2 separate regions of the Homo sapiens genome follow, and region 1 is linked to region 2. The links are chromatin loops, found by intact Hi-C in ENCODE. Cell type or tissue: endothelial cell of umbilical vein. All regions are shown on one strand. Links, peaks and the distances in the headings refer to the core of each region. The heading gives the core; the rest is flanking DNA. Region 1 has its middle 63 kb from the start of LINC02971. Region 2 overlaps LOC107985365 (a long non-coding RNA gene).

Region 1 (7,435 bases), core at 1,540-6,539, 49 kb after region 2:
AATGGAGATGGGTGTGAGCAAAGGCACACCGGCCAGAGGAGGCTCAATATGATCAGAGCTATTCCATTGGAATAGACAGAATTGGCTGAGCACAAATGCAGGGCTGCTGTATGATTCCATTCCTGCAGCTCTCAAGAAGAGGTAAAACTAATGCAAGGTGATCAAGGTCAGAACAGTGACAGGCTTAGGATGGGCAGGGTGCTGTTCCTGGGAAAGCATGGAGAGACTTTCTTTCTTTTTTTTTTCTTTCTGAGACAGAGTCTTGCTCTGTCACCTAGGCTGGAGTGCAGTGGCGCAATCGCGGCTCACTGCAACCTCTGCCTCCCAGGTTCAAGCAATTCTCCTGCCTCAGCCTCCTGAGTAGCTGGGATTACAGGTGCGTGCCACCACACCTGGCCAATTTTTGTATTTTTAGTAGAGACGGGGTTTCACCATGTTGGTCAGTCTGGTCTTGAACTCCTGAACTCATGATCCACCCTCCCAGTCTCCCAAAGACCGGCCTCAGGCTGGTCTCGAACTCCTGACCTCATGTTCCACCCACCTCAGTCATGTGCTGGGATTACAGGCGTGAGCCACCGCACCCAGCCTGCATGGAGAGACTTTCTGGGGTGATGGAAATGTTCTCTACCTGGATCTGGGAAGTGATTGCACAGGTGGATGCAAATGTGAAAAGTTATTGAACTGTACATTTCAGATCTGCACATTTAATTGCATGAGTTATGCCTCAAAAAAATCTGGTGGGAAAAAAATCAAGAATGGATCAAATAGGCTACGTGAGGAGGTAATGACTCCTCTGCTCCTAGAAGCATTCAGACCTAGGCTCTGTGACTGTTCAGTGTGGCCACAATTTGAGCATCAGGGGATGGGGCTGCAGGCTGCCCTGCTTTCAAGGGACCTCAGTAGTTCTGGGAATCCAAGGGCTGGCAAGGAAGCCACATCCTCATACAGCTCCTGCTGACATCTGCCCAGGCTGGGTCTGTCCCTGTGGTTTCCTGGGGGCCGTAAGCGCTGCCACTGTCCTGCATAGAGGGCTTCCTCCGTGCCCTCCTCCAGTCACACACACACCATAGAGCCAGGCAGTGCCTCCAGACCCACTCCTATATCTTGCCCAGTCTCTTGCCTGACCCTTCCCTAGACCCACGATGTGCCCCAAGACTCCTCTCAGTCTTGCAGACCTTCCCTTGCTCGTGGCCCTCCTTTGCCCAGGAGAGGGATGGTGCTTCCCAGCTCTGGACCCCATAGCCCAGGCCAGCCCAGACTTGCCCAAACTCAGTGCCTGGTAGCCCCCTTCCCTTACACATCCTGGGCTCCCAAGCCCCCAAGCCTCAACTAAAGCTCAGTCCCTGTGTTTGAAGGCCCTGTGTGTCTGAGATGAGCCCCGAGCTGGGCTGGCCTGACACCTTCCCACAGGAGTCCCCATGTGTGTCCTGACAGGAGCTCACACACCCAGTCCCATATCTGCAGGACAAAATTCTCTCGACAGCCTAAGGCCCCTCGTGTAGACATGCTTACTTAAACATGGCATTGTATGTCACTCACCCATCTCATTTCTGCATCAGAACCAGTTGGTTCAATGTCCTTGTCCCAAAACAGAAAGCTATAAATTCCTTCGTTCAATTTGATGACATAAGTAAACATGGATTCAAAGAGTTTAGCTCCAAGGTTGCTCAGTGTGAGGAATTGACTGTGACTAAGGATTTATCCATCATGAAGCTGAAGGACTCTCAAAGAACAAACATGGCAACAGCAATAAATCAGGAATTACAGAAATAACAGCAGACACATAAGTCCTTCCAGGAGGCTGCCTCCAAGAACTGGGTAAGACAAGACCCCAGGACTCCTGTTCTGAGCACCTCCCAGCAGGCACACCCAAGTCAATCTGCTCTGTCAGTCCTCACCTGAAGAGGCAGACTTAAATTCCCACTCATCAAATGGGAAGACTGAGATCACACAGGCTAGCGTGTGGCTGATCTGGGGTGCCAGAGAAAAAAATCAATCGCACCTGCCCAAAAAGTTTTCAGGATGCTGCTGGAGAGACAACCAAGAGCAGCTAACAGTGCGCTTAACACTTACTGAATGGCTATTTTGGCTAGGCAGTTTTCTATGGCTCTTTGTAAGTATCATCCTACACTGTGTGTATTAATACATTCAATGCTCACAGCAACCTTCTCAGAATAATACTATTATTGCCTGGCATTTTAAATCCAAAAAAATCAGGCCCCTGAGAGGTTATGCAAGCACACGGTCATATAGCTGATAAAAAAAATGCTTTTTTTTTTTTTTTTACTTATTTGTTGTTTCTTGCCAGTGTCTACCACTAGAATGAGGGGAAAGGTTGATAGCTGTTTCTTCAGTGCCCAGCTGAGTGCATAGCACATTGCAGATGTTCAATAAATATCTGCTGAATGAATGTCTGACTGGGCCAGGACTTGAACCCAGTAGTCTGGTTCAGAACTAAGCTCATAAACAGTCAAATAACAGTGCAAAGTCAAATATTGATCCAGGAAAATAATGCAAGTGTTGTCACAAGGTATTGAGAATAAATTTCAGTTAGGTATAAGGAAGACCAGGAGGGCTATGATACCAGGGTGGGTTGGTAAGGAAGATCTGAAATCTTCTTATCTAGAACTTGTTAGAACTAATCAAGGTCAAAGTGACCTCTTCATACCCCTCCCTACATAGAGGACACAAAAAACCCTGTCAGGGAAGAGCAAAAGGGGTTAAAGTATTAGCCAGCCAGGGTTCCTACAGGGCGCAAGGAGCCCTAGTTTTCTAAGTTCCCCACGGCAGATGGCTTACTCCATTACTCTGACTCCTGCTCCCTGGGCTGCTGACTTAAACCCTCTCAAGTGTGAAGGGACATCCCATGGCCCACCCCTAAACTGTGCATCAGTTCCTCTGCCTGGATCCCTTAAAGAAAGTCATCCCTTTGGCCGCAACCCCACCCCAGAGCTGGGAAATTCCAGGTGAGAAGCCTTGAGCTCTCCGGCTCCAAGATCTAGGAGAAGCTTGGGCAGGACTTCCCTTCCCTCATCTGCAAGGCCCAGGAGATGCCTGAAACCAGCGCCTCACAGCCTGCAGTGAGCAGACATATCTCCTGGTCTTTTGCCAAAAGTGGATTCTGACTTAGTCCATATGAGATGGGCCTGAAATTGGACATTTATAACAAACTTCCAGGGGATGCCCCTGCTGCTGGTTCCTGGGCCACATTTTGAGAAAACAGACTGTAAATAATCCCACTTTCATTTGTTTGTTTTCTGCCAAAACTTATTCTTCAACTAATCTTAAGAAAGGACATAGTTATAAATCTATATAAAGACTGCATACCCACAAGGGTGCTTAGGAGGGTGTCCACCCTTTCATTTAAGGGCCTTCTGTGTGCCAGGAACAGGGATTAAGGTGGACAACTGTCCTCGTCCTCGTGGAATCCACAGTCTACACAGGAGACAGTTAAAGGAGCAAGCCCAATGCAGGATGGGCAGTGTGGAGGCCAGGTGCCCTGGGGACTGACGGAAGACTTCCTGGAGGAAGTGACATTTGAGCTGGACAACTGGAAAGAGTGTATTGTGGGATCCCTGGCCCAGGACTCTCTAGCTGTTCCTACCAATGCCCGCCAGCCCTTCTCCGTCAGGCTTCCTGACTATTTTTGTCGTTTGTCATGGCCCACTTGGAAATAATATTTGTAGGAGATAAATGGGGGAGACAGCTCACAGCCAGAGGGCTAAGCAGATCACTACCCCAACACACACCCCTAACCACTGGGGCACCCGGTTGGGGGCTTCCACCCCAAGCCCACTCAGACATGCCTGTCCTAAGGAGCATATGGCAAGGGCCCCCACAGTACACGTGGAAAGTGCTTGATGATTTTCAAATCACTTTCACATAGGTTTTCTCATTTGAGTCTCACAACCAGGGCAGGCGTTATTGACCCCGTGTTATTGGTGGGGGGAAGAAATGAGCTGTGAAATGACTCAGCAGGGCCCATGGTGAGTCAGCACCAGGACTAGGCGGGCAGGCCTACAGAAGGACGTTCAGGCCTCAAAATAGGCTAAGCTGCATTGCCACAAATTTTTAAAAGAAGAAAAATGATGATGTGGAAGTACCACCCTTCCTGGGGGGAAAAAACAAAAAACAAACAAACAAACAAACAAACAAACAAACAAAACACTGTCTGTTTCTCTTAAATGCTCTAGACTCTTCCCACCTTCACATTTCAATGGTTGTCCATTGAAATCTATACATTGGCTGCTACTGCCCCTAAGATTCTGAGAACACCTGGCGAATCTCCTCCATGGTGAAAAGCTTGCCTTTCCTCAATACAGCAAAAGCCCTGTAAATGGAACAGTCCACAGTTCGGGAAGACTCAGTGACATAACCTAGAAATAGTTGACTCTAAGCAAGTGGAAGCAATTGCCGATTCAGGATACACACCAGACTTTTCCACAGCTGCGTCAACAATAGCTATAGGAAAGAAATCAAGACAGTACAGGAGGCTTTGGCCACAGATCCCAGGTACCTAAATCAGCCAAGCTTTGGAAGGAAGCCACTTCAAATGTTCATGTTCAAACAATGCTGCAATATTTCTTTGTTTCCACTGAGGTTTCCACTGAATAACAGCTGTCAACAACTCAGGAAGACGGTGGTTTGGTCCAAGTCTTTCTTCTTTGTAAGTGTTCTTTTATAAACATTATATTGCTCTTTTCAGCAAGGGCAATATAAAGGCATGTACAATTATTCCAGAGGGGCCACATATGTCCACATGTGTTCATGGCTTTATTTAGTGTCTGCATCTGAGAGGTGAAACAAAAGTCCAACATATTTTTAAAAAGTATTCTTAAATATATTGTTGAAGGAGGAGGTCATGGAAACACTTTCTCCTATCTGCTAGAAGGGTCCTCTGGTCTCAACAAAAGTTTCAATAGAAGAAATGGTGGTCAGCATGGGCTGCAGGAAGTGGGGAAGGGAAGTTGGCGTTTAGTGGGTTAGCATTCCATTTGGGAAAATGAGAACGTTCTGGAGATGGATGGTGGTGATGGTTGCAGAATAACATGGATGTACTCAGTGTTCCAGAACTATGCACTTAAAAATGGTGAAAATGGGCTGGGCACAGTGGCTCACACCTGTAATCCCAGCACTTTGGGAGGCCGAGGCATAGGCAGATCACTAGGTCAGGAGATCGAGACCATCCTGGCTAACATGGTGAAGCCCCTTCTCCACTAAAAATACAAGTAATTAGCCGGGCGTGGTGGCTGGTGCCTGTAGTCCCAGCTACTCGGGAGGCTGAAGCAGCAGAATGGCGTGAACCCGGGAGGTAGAGCTTGCAATGAGCCGAGATCACGCCACTGCACTCCAGCCTGGGTGACAGAGCGAGACTCCGTCTCAAGAAAGACAGACAGACAGACAGACAGACAGACAGAAAGAGGTCAATTTAACACTATGTATTTTTCACCATAATAAAAAGCATGCCCAAAACAAGTTTTGATAAAATTTTTAAAAACTATCATCATGCTGAAAAGAATCTAGGAGATTTTAAATGTTTATTATACTCTTCTGCTTCATGTTTAACAATAGCCCATGTGGGCTGGGCATGGTGGCTCATGCCTGTAATCCCAACAGTTTGGGAGGCTAAGATGGGAGGATCACTTGAGCCCAGGAATTTGAGAACAGCCTGGGCAATATAGTGAGACCTCATCTCTACAAAAAAAATAGTAAGAAAATTAGCCAAGTACAGTGGCCCATGCCTGCAGTCTTAGCTACTTGGAGGCTGAGGCAGGAGGATCAAGGCTGCGGTGAGCTATGATTGTGCCACTGCACTTCAACCTGGGAGAGAGTATGAGATCCTGTCTCTAAAAGGAAAAAACAAAGAAAAGGAATAGCCCATGTGACTTCACCTAATCATGAACTCTGCATTCAGAGTACCTGATCTGCTGTGCACACTCAGGAATCGTGGACATCCGGGACTGCTGGGCCTCCCATGCCCGTCCCCAGCCAGGCCAGTGTCTGAGCCATGCCCTGCAGCAGCAGTGCTCTGCTTCCTGGGCTGCCCATAGGGGCTGTAGGCAAGTTCTCACCCGGCCCTCTCATCTGGACAGCTACATCTGTCACAATGGGTTCAAGTGACCGAACCAATGAGATCACAGGAAAAAGTCAAGAACTGATTCTTCTAACTCTTTGCTCAGCTAGCCAAAGCTTTTGGTGTTTTCAGTCAACTGATTCCAGGCAAACATTTCCTAGGTTACAACGTGCAGCCCACCTCACCACCATCTTGAGACAGCTCCACAGTTGGCTGTCAGGCTGGACAGTGGCTCAAGGGCACAGTTGCGGGGTACATTGTCTCTCACCTGCTGTCCAGGAGTGCCCTGTGGGACTCACCAGGAGGTACATCTTGTGATGGATGTTGAAACAAGAAACCCAAACATTGCTGGAAGGACCTCTGCTTTCTAGTTCTGAAATCGTTTTTCATCTTTCCTCCATTAAAACAGTTCTTCTGAAGTCATTTTTTTTCCATGGATAAGATGTGTTGTCTTCCCAATGCCTTGCCCATAGACAAACCCCAAAACAAGAATACTTATTGCTTATGGATTGCCTACCAAGGGCCAGAGGCCCCACTCTAGCATCTCTTGTAATTTTCCTAAGAGCCCTGCAGGAGTTTTTATCCCACTTGAGGGATAAGGGGAATGAGGCTCAGAGATGTCAAGTAACTTTCCCCAGCTCACACAGCCAGGGAGTGGCAGAATCAGACTCAACCCCAGATCTGCCTCCCTCCATAACCACACTACCTCTGAAAAGAAACACAAAACTTGGAGAGCTCCACACCACACAACTCACACCGATCCTGAGTTCAGCTGTGACATCCGGATATTTGCAGAACTCTGGGTCAGTGATTGAAATGATCTGTTTTCAGAACAGAGGCCGCCCCAGATGCTAACCACCTCGCAGCCCCCTGTGGAATGGCTACCACCCAGGAGGCCCTCAGGAATGATGTCTAGTCACAGAATTCAACGTTGAATGCTATTTGTGTTAGTTGCCTGGATGTAGCCCATTCAATAATTCAGCATCAGAATGATAACAAACCACATGAAAGAGATCAGCACATGCTGTGGAAGGCTGCTTGACAGAGCAAGGCAACACCACGGTATCAGGTTTTCCCCTAAAATTAGTCTCCATACGGTACTCATAACGCTGTCTGGACTTCAGGCAAAGAACTGGCCGGTTGGCAGCATCCATTTACAGAATACATTCCCACAGCGTACCTGGAAAATCACATTCACATCTAACACCGAGGATCTGGCCAGCCCTTCCGTGGGAAGCGAAGCCAAGGTGAGAGAAAGTATCTCTGATGGGGCGGAGGAGAACAGATGGGCACAGGGTCTGTACACGCCCCAGTGAGTGAGGAAGGGCAGTCCGTCCAGAGGGCAGGTGAAAAGCAATACCT
Region 2 (7,435 bases), core at 1,232-6,231:
GCCATGGAGAATTGGAAAGCCATAATTTTGGAGGAATATTAAATTTTGCTTCAAACATAGGTATAGTCTTTGGCTAATTTGTCCAGACATGGTCCCTGCAAGTTCGAAAGGGATGTGACAGGTAACCCTACAAATAAGGGAAAAGATGCAAAGGGAGAGGATTCAAGCATTCCCGAAGACATCTGGGACCACAAGGAGAGGAAGCATTAATCTCCGAACTGTTCATTAACCCCTGCACTCCCAGACCACGCAATTTTCTAACACTCTCTCAGGAGAGGAGAGCGTGCTGGTGACAGATATAACATCGCGTGAGGCATCACAAGAGTTAGTAAGAACCAGGTCACTGCCCACTGCCTGATTTCTATGAAGACAGCATAGCTGGTCAGTGGTCAAAAAACAGAAGTGGGCCCCAACCCCGGAGACAAATGAGGAACTCCCCAGTCAAAGCCAATCGCAGTCTACTGGGGGATGAAAACAATGTACTTATGTGGTAAGCCTATAAAGAGGTGCTTTTCTGATATTTTCTAAAACCTAAGCTTTTTTTTTTTTAATTCTACACAAGGAAGTGTTACACAGAGGCCCTGTTACAGCTGTTGCTTCACAAAAGTTGCATCAGTTTTCAGTGGCAATATTAGCATTTAACTGTGCTAGAGCACCAATAGACACACACATCCTGAGAAATCAAGTAATTCATTTCCTCTTTCAATTCTAAGTATTTCATTGATGCATCCTTAAGTCTCTACGAAATGTGTTAATTTCCAGGGAAGAAAGGTAATCAGTAATGCTATTCTAAAATAAAACAACTAATTAAATTTTTTTTAAAAAAGAAGACAGAAGTAGAATCATTGCGACTATTTCTTGATTAAGTAGCCTAAGTACATTCATCAGTGGTGTCGTTTTCTGGTTTCCAACAACATAATTTTGTTTGTTGATTATTTTATCCAAAGATATTGCTATACTAAATATCCTGCCAACAGATGTTTCCTCCGGTTTATAGATGTTCACACTTGGTCCCAGACTCTCTTCTAGGTGCTGAGGATACAGCCGTGGACATCTAGCCCCAGTGCAGCTTGTATTCTGATGGGATAGGAGGTGAACCCCAGCAACTGAGCTCCTTTGTTCATGGCAATAAGCCGCCCAGAGCTGACTCCCATTCGGCTGACCACACTGGCTGTGAGCTGCAGCATTTCGGCTTCACGTCCAGGACCTCAGAAGTACAGCAGGAAACTTGACCTAGTCCTCTTCCAGACTTCAGGCCCTTCCCTAACCCCAGCAAGACCAGCCAACAGGTTTCAGCTCCCAACACAGGGCGGATCTCAAACATAACAGGTGACTCAAATGCAGTCTGCGATAGAGTTGGCGCTTTGATGAGTGTCTGGCCCCAGGAGAAGGATTTCAGAAAGCTCAGTTCACAGCACACATCTGGAGGGGCATCCTCAGGGCTTGGGTTTCTGGCAGGCATCTGGGCTGAGGGACTAGCAGGGCTGTCTATGCGCTCACACAGGAAGCCCCGAGAAACATGCCACCCGTGGCAGCCAGCTGGGCTTTCCGCAGAGCCAGGGTTCTGTCCCACTTGTGAGCTGCTTATCTCATCCTCCACCCACACCCCAGGGAGGCAGTGAAGGGCTTTCAGGCAGGAGCAGCCTCATAAGCACTATAATAATGTCAGTTGACTTGAGTTGACTAATATCATGACAGCGTGTTGCAGTCTTCAGAGAAAGATACTAAAATGGTTGTGCTATTACGGATCTCAGAGCATTAAGGAAAGTTGACCAGCTTTCACTGGGCTGAACCAAGGGGTGAAGCAGTCAGAGACAAGGCTGGGACTTTCCTGTTTCTGTAAAACATACTTCTTTCCATTCAAAAAGTTTTGGACAGGCAATATGCAAAAAGACAACTGCTGAATGATTCCACTTGTATGAGGCACCTAGAGGAGTCAAAGTCACAGAGACAGAAAGTAGAATGGTGGGTGCCAGGGACTAGGGGGAGGGGAATGAGAAGTTCGTGTTTAATGGGTACAGTTTCAGTTTGGAAAGATGCAAAGGCTTCCGGGATGATGGTGATGTTTGCACCATAATGTGAATGTACTTAATGAATGCCACCAAATGGTACGCTTAAAAATGCTTCAAATAGGCCAGGTGCAGTGGCTCATGCCTGTAATCCCAGCACTTTGGGAGGCTGATGTGGGCGGTTCACCTGAGATCAGAAGTTTGAGACCAGACTAACCAACATGGAGAAACCCCATCTCTACCAAAAATGCAAAATTAGCTGGGCATGATGGTGCACGCCTGTAATCCCCGCTACTCAGGAGGCTGAGGCAGGAGAATCGCTTGAACCCAGGAGGCAGAGGTTGTGGTGAGCCAAGATCGTGCCATTGCACTCCAGCCTGGGCAACAGAGCAAGACTCTGTCTACAAAAAAAAAAAAAAAGCTTCAAACGGTAAATTTTATGTTGTGTATATTTTACCACAATTAAAATGTATGGAAATATTTATTCTGATTCTTCAGTTAGATCATTTGTGGGTTAAATATGCCCCATGTAGCATTTCTTTCTGTAAATATACTGCCCCATCCCCCACATGGTATTAGACTGAGATTCCTAAGGGTAGAAACTATTTATCATTCATCTTTTTAGCCCCACTCCACCCAGTACAAAGCTCTATATAACATACCACTGGATAAATGTTATTTAAAGAAAAAAATGGATGAACAAGTGAACTCAGAATTCCCATACCGTTGCACCACGTTTTTTTCTAAACATGTGTTCACAGAATAGTAGCAGCAACAATGAGCATTATGAATGCCCTGTATTCAGAGTAAATAAGACTGTCAATCCAAAAGAAAAAGAAATAGTTAAGTGCATATATCTAGCCATATTGAAAGTTTCCTACCCTAAGTCCCCAGACAGCCCTCACTTGACTCTCATGAGTAGTAGGAGTGATAAACGAATGAATAAATGAATGACTTTTCTTCCTGGTCCACAGGCTTAGATTTTCCCAGTCTGGATATCAAGGGCATTCCATGCAGTGAGACTTTAAAGTCTCTAGAGAGGGACAGGAACCACCTGAAGTTGTTTCAGCTTAGACGTCCCTTTCCTTAGTAGCTCCTTCCTCCAGGGTGAGGCAGGAAGTGATCGCCAGCTGCCTCCCTGTTGACCAGGCTATGAAACCTTTTACAGTCACTTGGCTTCACTTCTGTGCTGTTTTTTTGGGTGAAGACTTTCTCATTTTCTGGTAAAGCAGATATTTAAGGGGCAGGAAACTCAACATCAAAAGACCGGAACAGAAGAGAGAAATCCTTGCATTATTCGGAACCAGCGAGTATGTATGGTGCAGGCAACTGAAACACCCTCTCTCTCTGCCTTTTTTTTTTTTTTTTTTGCATTGAACACTCTCAGTGTCTTCAAATTCCTAAGATTTTTTTCTTAACATCTCACATTTTATTAAATAAATCCAACCGCTGTGTATCACCGTCATTCTTAGCAAAGAATACATTAGCTATTTTCTTTGCAAAACAAAACCTAACTCTCATCTAAATAAAATCTACATGCAAAAGTAAGTGATATTTTCTGATCAGTACAATAGAATTGCCGTAAGTTTGGTCAAGGCTCTTGGCCTGCTTTCTAAAGATGTCCCTAGTATCTAGAGAGATCTCAAAATCTGTAATCATCGTGGGAAAACTTTTTCTGTGTTCAGAAATTCAGGATGACAAGAACTATCATTTTGGCAATATCTTAGAGGAGAATCTGAAAAGCTTCTGGCCACAGAAACGCCTAAATATGCTGTAGAAAAATAATAAGTGTGGTGTTAAAAGCACAGCTGAAATGAGTGAAGGAAATCCCAGAGACTGAGTATAAAGAAGGTCTGAGCACAAGAAAAAGTGCTGACACTTGGCTGCCTGAGCAGTGGGAGATCCGCTGAGGGAAAACAAGGTCACCTCAAGTTTCATAACCACAGACCACACTTCACATGGGTTTGGAGCTTAAGTTTACTCACCTGTATGGTCTAGGAAAGCTACGTCAATTAATTAACATAAAAGGAGTCCCAATATCACAAGAGCACTTGCCAAAACAAATAAAAAACTTCTCTATAGAAACCAATCTTCAACCTCTGCCACACAAGATTCCCATAGTGAGCACATTCTTTTAAATAGAAGCTCACAATCGAAAATTACAAAATGCGTTTAGAGACATGAGCAAGAGTGCACTACAAACAAGAATAAACAGACACAACGGGCGGCACAGGTAATGAGTCCCCAGAACCCCCAGAACATCAGCTAATAGAACTATCAGAAGGAGGATATGAATTGTTGTTAACATAACTGAAATGTAAAAGGAGAAATCAAAATTTTGAGAAAATAAATTTAAAAGACCAGGCATATTTGAAAAAGTACCATATGTTACCTCTAGAAATGAAATGTGTAACATTAAAAATAAAAACTTAATAAACGGGGCAAAGATTGCCAAAGAGAGAATTGATCATCCAGGAAGTGGTTTGGAAACAAATTACCTAGAATGCAACACAGAAAGATAAAGATATTTCTTACATGAAAGAGAACTTAAATACATGGAAGATGAAATGAGAAGCTCTAGCATGCATTACATAGGAGCTCCAGAAAGAAAGAATGGGGTAAGAGGCAATATTTTAAGATAGTGTCTGACAGTTTTCTAGAACAAGATGAAAATCAGATTCAGGTAGCATAATTAGTTCAAAACGAGATATAAAAATCTAGAGGCATTATAAGGAAAAGCTGCCAAAGGGCAAAATCAATTGGGAAAAAAAAAAGAAAAGATTACTTTCAAAGAAACAACAGTTTGACAGCAGACTTAAAAAAAAAAAAAAACTTTTACTTTAGGTTCAGGGGTACATGTGAAGGTTCGTTATATAGGGAAATTTGTGTCACGGGGGTTTGTTGTACAGACTATTTCATCACCCAGGTATCAAGCCCAGTATCCACTAGTTATCTTTTCTGCTCCTCTCCCTCCTCCCACCCTCCACCTTCAGGTAGACCCCAGTGTCTGTTATTCCCTTCTTTGTGTTCATGAGTTCTCATCATTTAGCTCCCACTTACATGTGAGAATGTGTGGCATTTGGTTTTCTGTTCTTGCATTAGTTTGCTTAGGATAATAGCCTCCAGCTCCATTCATGGTCCCACAAAGGACAAGATCTCATTCCTTTTTTATGGCTGCATAGTACTATATGATGTATGTATACCACATTTTCCTTATTCAATCTGTCATTGACGGGCATTTAGGTTGATTCCACATCTTTGCTATTGTGAATAGTGCTGCAATGAACATTCACGTGCATGTGTCTTTACTGTAGAATGATTTATATTCCTCTAGATATATACCCAGTAATGGGACTCCTGGGTCAAATGGTAGTTCTGTTTTTAGCTCTTTGAGGAATTGCCATACTGCTTTCCACAGTGGTTGAACTAATTTACGCTCCTACCAACAGTGTATAAGTGTTCCCTTTTCTCTGCAACCTTGCCAGCATCTGTTTTTGTTTATTTTTGATAATAGCCATTCTGACCAGTATGAGATGGTATCTCATTGTGGTTTCAATTTGCATTTCTCTAATGACCAGTGATGTTGAGTTTTTTTCATATGCTTGTTGACTGCATGTGTGTCTTCTTTTGAAAAATGTCTGTTAATGTTCTTTGCCCACTTTTTAATAGGGTTGTTTTTGTCTTATAAATTTAAGTTCCTTATAGATGCTGGATATTAAACCTTTGTCAGATGCATAGTTTGCAAATATTTTCTCCCATTCTATAGGTTGTCTATTTACTCTCTTGATAGTTTCTTTTGGATGGCAGACTTTTCGGTGACAACAATAGAAGTCAGAAGTCACTGGGATATTTTCAAAGCACTGAGAAATAAGCAATGATCTTAGTCTGCAAACTAAAAATAGTAAAGAAACAAACTAAGGCTAAGTTGCAGATCATGCCTAGTGTTACTCATATGAAGTTATACATGTATGAAGAGCTGGATCCATGGAGGTGTGACTTGGGCAGTTACACAGGGTGCCGCTCTTGGTCTGATGCTCTGTTGTCACAAGCTTGAAATTCTTAATAATGTTTTAACAAGGAGCTCTGAAGTTCTGTTTCTCACTGGGCCTTACAAATTATGTAGCCAGCCTTGTATGTAGGCCCTGAAGACCTGGTATCACTCAGAAACAAGGAAATCGCATTCTATACAATGTGTGGTCAGGCTTAGTAAAATGAAGCAAATGTTAAGCAGAGAAACCTAGGTCTTGTAGCTTGAAAGACAGAAAGAGGGGTTTATGCAAACATATTTGATAAACTTTGTCCACTGAAAGTGTTCAAGTCCTTTGTACATGAGAAGGGAAGGATGAGCCAAGCACCGGCAAGAATGGTCCCAAGAAGGAATGAGAAAGTCACCAAAATGCCAACATCTGTTAAGCCAGGTGATTTGCACCATGTACCAAGGATCTGAACATAAGAGAGGAGTAGATAGTGCTCCCTTTAGCAGCATAGGTACTAAAAAAAGGAGTGGAGAGAGAAACAGACAGTGGCAAGAAAAATGCCTTTCTCAAAGACATCTAGATAAACACTCACCATCAGAAGTATCAGTGATATCTGAATATTGGTACAAATCAGACAGCTAGAAACAATAATACCAGTTTAAAAAATCTAGGTCCTTCAAATTAGACAAGGCCCTTATAATAGGTATAATGAGGAAAAGATACTGTAAAACCTTTCATGATCAATCTAATTGTTCAATTCTTTCATTATCAGGAGATTCGGGTAATATTAGAAGGTACCTTAAAAGGGAGGAAAAAGGAGCAATATTAGTATGAAACTATCTGATTCATTATTTTTTCAAAGACTCAAGTTTATGGCCCTCGATGATAATGGATTCTATCCATTAAAACAGTTTTTCACTATTACCCTGACTTCTGAGGAAATGTGGAGTTAATTGGTCTATTTGCATTGTATTTGCAGCCATCTTGGTCCATTAGACAGAAAAGTATCACAACATCTATTAGATAGTACCATTTTTAGGACTAAAAATTCAGAGTTTCAAAACAGGCTTGTAATATCAAAACTAAAATGGAAATTTTTCATCTGTAGTTTTTCCAAGGTTGTGTGGGGTTAGATGTGATAACATGGTGCACCAAGGTGAAGTGGCAGATGAGAGAGACAGAGAATACAATGACTGCAAGTCTGTATTTGGTTCTGGGAGCCAAGTCTGCAGTAGATCTAGAGAGAGTTTTTATAGGAACTATCTGCGACTATCCTAGTTTAGGTTGAAAGAGGAGATTTCCCAGGAAGTAAAATTAATAAGCATTTGGAAAGAGACTATTTGGATATAAGTCACGATTTTCATACTGGAATGGGAGGGTATGGAGTCTCCTCTTCTGGATGTCTTTGAAAAAAAATCAATTCTTTAATAGTTGAGGACACTATTTCCC

What was found. A loop is a pair of places that touch in the nucleus more often than their neighbours do. Peaks named below come from ENCODE experiments on the same cell type or tissue, not always from the same donor. Only the 100,000 strongest peaks of a DNase experiment are listed, where the experiment ranks them.
Region 1: it touches region 2 in a loop (5-fold over the local background); 4 of 110 quality-filtered maps call a loop at or near these places.

What each region holds. Positions count from the first base shown.
Region 1 is chr1:234,889,984-234,897,418 of GRCh38, forward strand. No RefSeq gene overlaps it. Among named protein-coding and RNA genes, the nearest start is that of LINC02971, 63 kb to the right of the region's middle. In endothelial cell of umbilical vein, for the core only: no CTCF peak of the experiment used is centred there; DNase peaks (open chromatin) are centred at 3,968 and 4,498; H3K27ac peaks cover 1,751 bases.
Region 2 is chr1:234,841,518-234,848,952 of GRCh38, forward strand. The region is part of intron 2 of LOC107985365 (a long non-coding RNA gene); the gene reads right to left. Among named protein-coding and RNA genes, the nearest start is that of LINC02961, 85 kb to the left of the region's middle. RefSeq lists enhancers at 658-727, 1,527-1,646. In endothelial cell of umbilical vein, for the core only: no CTCF peak of the experiment used is centred there; a DNase peak (open chromatin) is centred at 3,154; H3K27ac peaks cover 1,491 bases.